Linked DNA regions of Homo sapiens: region 2 is linked to region 1. A link is an interaction called in ENCODE POLR2A ChIA-PET data of the cell type or tissue named here. Cell type or tissue: PC-3. All regions are shown on one strand.

What was found. ChIA-PET counts read pairs that join two places held together with the same protein. Peaks named below come from ENCODE experiments on the same cell type or tissue, not always from the same donor. Only the 100,000 strongest peaks of a DNase experiment are listed, where the experiment ranks them.
Region 2: POLR2A ChIA-PET joins it to region 1 with 8 read pairs; 2 of 35 experiments call an interaction of 5 or more read pairs at or near these places.

What each region holds. Positions count from the first base shown.
Region 1 is chr2:33,229,592-33,232,091 of GRCh38, forward strand. All of the region lies in intron 9 of LTBP1 (latent transforming growth factor beta binding protein 1), which reads left to right. Among named protein-coding and RNA genes, the nearest start is that of MIR4430, 190 kb to the right of the region's middle. In PC-3, CTCF peaks have their summits at 317 (motif pointing right) and 519; a DNase peak (open chromatin) is centred at 1,490; H3K4me3 peaks cover 1,136 bases; H3K27ac peaks cover 2,500 bases.
Region 2 is chr2:32,747,528-32,750,027 of GRCh38, forward strand. All of the region lies in intron 12 of TTC27 (tetratricopeptide repeat domain 27), which reads left to right. Among named protein-coding and RNA genes, the nearest start is that of LINC00486, 77 kb to the right of the region's middle. In PC-3, no CTCF peak of the experiment used is centred here; no DNase peak of the experiment used is centred here.

The DNA.
Region 1 (2,500 bases):
TTTAGAAGTGATAGAAGTGCAAATTTGCAAGTAATCACTTGCTATCTATTTTGTATGTTAGAATGGAGACTTATTCAAGTAATTGCATGAGTTTTTTTGCATTTTCCTCTGTCGGTACGGCTGACTGACCCTTAGCAAACTTTGTTCATACTGAGCATATTAGATGGTTCTGCCTTAGTCAATTCGCTGATGGTCTACTGGTAACACCAAATCCTGGCTTAGGTCTCTGGAGGATATTTGTAAAGCAGTGTTATACTTTTTGGCAATGATTCTAAAGTGAAGTAACACACAAAATTCTATTTCATGGGTCCTCAAGGAGGCACTGCTAAATTACATTACAAAGGCATTTGACTCATAATATGATTTCATTCAGTAAATCTATTGAAATTACTATTGAGAGAAGGGCTTAATTTCACTCCCTTTGTGATATTGATGGTCAGTAAAATGAAATCGAACTTGCTCACATTACATATGTACATTCAGTTTTCCTAGAACCTTGAAGCTTTTTGATTTTGTTTTCCTAAAGGTTTTCAAAAGGAGCCCATTTAGCATCTAATTGCTTGTGCCTTCCACATTGTTCTTACAGTCTAATGTCTTCTCAGTTTACAAAGCACTTTTAAAATTAAAGTGGTTAATAACTAGAATTACATTATTTCCTTCAACTAAGTGAACTAATGTCCTGAAACAACTTTTACTAATGTGCACTCAGTAACAAAGAACCAACTGTATACATGTTAATTTGAGGAGCTTTCAAATAATTGCCCTCAAAGTTGTTTTTTTTCCTCCTCTCTAGTGGTGCTGCAATTATCTTTTCAAAGGGATGATTTATTACATATACACACATGGAGCTCCAAAACAGCCTTGCTACTCTCAGCATTATGGAATTGTTATAATTTGCTTCATTTATCATAACAAACAATATAGTTATATGCTCTGATGGATCTAGAGCAGCATTTGTCATTTGATTATTATGCTATAAAGGTCTGATGTAGAACTAGAATTAAATGAAATAATACTAAGAGCTCCTACGTCCATGCTGCTTTTCTTTAATACTCAGTCCTTCCCTGAGTGGAAATACTGAGTACCCTCTTTTGTCCATATTTTGCCATAAGTGGGTTCTTAAAAAGTTAGATGTAAATCTAAGTTTCAAAAATAGAATTTGGTTCTGAAAGTACTTGGGGAATCAGTCTGTTGAGTGATTTTATTAAAAGCAAGTATCTCTTTTGACATACCAAAGTCACTTACCAGTTTCAGTTTACAAGGATAAAATCAACTTAGTATTATTTGCTACATTTTTGGCACGTACTGTGGGCAATACCACAGTACCTCAGTACGTGCTGAATGTAATTAAAAGACATCTACACTTTTATAATTCAGTGTATGTATATTCGTTTTTCATAGATCATCTCGAAGACTTTTTAAATGACTCAGTATTCCACAAACATTAATCGCTGGGGCACTCCTAGCTATAGACTGAAAGTATGTGTGATGAATGATGGGTAAGACATTGTTCCTGCCCTTAGAATTTAGTGTAATGAAATCACTTTGAATGAGCAGGATGCAATGTGCTTTATTTACTCTTCGAACTAGCTGAATTTTAGCTGGCTCCCTATGAGCCCGTTAAAGGAAATAGGAAAGAGCTAGCCACATAACTTTCTTTCAGCATCGTTTTATTATACTCGTTCTGCTTTAATAAAATAAATTTATGAAACCGATACATTGAGGCACAAGAATACTCATTACCAAAACTTTCAGCCTAGGCTCCTTTTAGATAAAAAGTTCCTCGGAGTGCATCTGAAATCACATTTTGTTTGGACAAAAGAAGAGATAATGTACCTGTTTTCAGGGGGCATATCTGTTATTAAATGAGACTCCACAGTCTTGATCAATATTCTGCATAAGGACTTTTTGGCTACAAAGCGCTTGTCTGGACTGTAGCTTGCATTTCAGACCTCTTCTTAATGATTACCAAAAAAATACTGAGTGTGAACTGCAGTACTGTGAGCAGGTAAAGGCAGATTGGTCTTTGAATGCTTTGAGAACCCTAGATAAATGAGCACTAGAAAGTGCAGGTGAGACCCCCAAGAAAGCCTGCCTGGCTGGAGAAAAGAATGTGTCTTGTAGCATAGTGCTGGATTAAAACAGACATGTAGAATGAGGTGAAATGATTGAGAATCTTAAGGCAAAGCTCTTATAATTAATCGAACCATTTGCATGCAATTAATTATGGGCTTTGTGATACGTGCTGGGAAAACACTTACTGGATTTGTTCTGCTTTTAACATAATGTTAAAGAAAAATATTGTTTATAACATTTGTTAAAGAACAGTAAGACAGATTTTATTCAGGTAACTGTTGTAACAGGTATAAGAACTACTGCAGTGGAGTTTTGGGGTAGGGGAGAGAGATTGGGCTCAACTCTGAAAATAAGGAAAAGTAAAAGTGTATCACCAAGGAGTGAGGGTGAGAGTGTGATATCAGTGGATGAAAAATTACTAAGA
Region 2 (2,500 bases), 480 kb before region 1:
TGTACAGTTTCTACCAAATGTGTATTGCTATGGTACCATTGTAAATTTAAAAAATTGTATGTCAGACCATCGTTAAGTTGGGAACTGTTTATATTTATTTTGTCTTCTTTGCAATGGTTGCAGAATACTAGGTATTAAACTCTGGTAAATCATCACAATCTATACTATAGTATAGTTTGAAGTAGAATAAATATTTGTAGAATGGTGTTTTTAACCAAGCAGATTCTTTGAGAATATGATTTGATGTCTGAGCCTTGGATCCTGTTTTCAGCGTAGGATACCTGGGGAGTATAGTATTTCCCTGTAATCCTTTTTATTTCTGTAAGATTGGTAGTAATGTCTCCTTTTCTTTCTAATTTTAGTAATTTGATTTTAAAGATTTAACTTTTGGTTTTTTGATTTTCTCTATTATTTTTTGATCCTCTGTTTTTTAAATTTATACCCTAATTTTTATTTCCTTTCTTCTCCTTGCTTTGGGTATAGTTTGCTGTTCTTTTTCTAGTTACTTTTGGTGGAAGGTTAGATTATTGATTTGAGAACTTTTTTTTCAATATAGGCATTTATAGGTATAAATTTCCATTGAATCAGGCTTTTGCTACATCCCGTAAGTTTCAGCATATTTTGGTTTTGGTTTTGTTAATCTCAAAGTGTTTTTAATTTTGTTGTAATTTCTTCATTTCATTGATTATTTAAGAGTATATTGTTTAATTTCCACAAAATTCCTTTTGTTATTGATTTTGAATTTTATCCCAATTGTGGTTGGAGAACATACTTTCTATGACTTCAGTCTTTCACATTTGTTGAGACTTGTTTTGTGGCCTGTCGTATAGTATATCCTGGAGAATGTTTATGTGCACTTGAGAAGAATGTGTATTCTGCTGTTGGCTGGAGTGTTCTTTAAATGTCTGTTAGGTCTAGTTGGTTTATAGCATTATTCATGTCTACTTACATCTTTTGTGTAGTTATTCTGTCCATTTTTAAAAGTTAGGTATTGACATCTCCAAATATTATTGTTCAGTTGTTTATTTTTCTCTTTAGTTCTTTCAGTTTTTGCTTCATGCAATTTGGAGTTATTTTAGCTGCACATATATTTGTGATTGTTATATCTTTCTTGATGGAGTAAACATTTTATCATAAAAATGTGCCTTTGTTCTAACAATTCTTTTTTTTTTTTTTTTGAGATGGAGTCTTGCCGTGTTGCCCAGGCTGGAGTGCAGTGGCGTGATCTCGGCTCACTGCAGCCTCTGCCTCCCAGGTTTCAGTGATTCTCCTGCCTCAGCATCCTGGGTAGCTGGGATTACAGGTTTACGCCACCATGCCCGGCTAATTTTTGTATTTTTAGTAGAGACGGGGTTTCACCATGTTGGCCAGACTGGTCTCGAACTCCTGACCTCAGGAGATCTGCCCGCCTCAGCTTCCCAAAGTGCTGGGATTACAGGCGTGAGCCACCATGCCTGGCCTGAGTTATATTCTTAATGCCTGTACCAGGGATTACTTAAGATAGTTGATTTTAAGTCTTTGTTTAGTAAGTCTAATATCTGGGCATCCTCAGGGATAGTTTCTGTTGATTGCCTTTTCCCTGTATAAACATACTTTCTTGTTTCTTTGCATTTGTTTGCCCCAACTGTTATTTACCACCTCAGGCAGCTGCAAAATTAATCAGTCATTTCTAGTTGTTTTTTGAAAGACTTTTCACTGAACAAGCTTAGAATTAGGTCAAATAAAGATAGTCTTGCAAGTGAGCTTTTCCAGGGAATCACTAGACTGGGCATATGATGACAGTTTTCCAGAAATGCAGCTTTAAAGGTGTTTCAAACCCATTCTGCCCCCTCCAGTGGCTGCCAGGCCACTAGTTTTCACGAAGATTGCAGGCTCTTGGTATTCAAGACTACTACAGAACTGGAGAAGAGGGGATTGGAATGGTACAAGTTAAAATGCCATGAAGCTTGCTCTTCTTACCAAGATTTAGCATTTCTCTTGAATAAATGCTTCCTGTATTATTGCAAGTCTTTGGTTAATTTTCAGAGTTCTGAAAAAGTTGGTTCTGACACTTTTGGCCAGTTTTCTGGTTATTTTGTAGTGGAGGGAATTTTCAGATGTTCTTATACCATTACATTTGCTACTGTCTGCCTGTGGAATAGTGTTGAAGCTAGAATCAAGTTCCTGCTTTTTAACTTAGTGTTTCTTGGGTTTTGGGTGGCCAATTGACTAAGAAATCTAAGCTTTTATTTCTTTCTCTCAAAAATGGGCATGTTAATATATACTACTTGGAATTATTGTAGGGATTACATGAGATCATGCATTTAAGAATCAACTGGATAAAAGCTAACCTATATGTTACTACCAAATGGAAGGATACATAAGTTCAAAAGGTAGAAATGGGAAAAAAAAAAGATTTTATCACTTAGGCCTGTTTTATGGAAGCAGAGCCACTTTGAGTATTTTAGAGAATAAGTGGTTTACTAAAGGAGTTGAATCTTAACACAAATGTGAGAAGAGC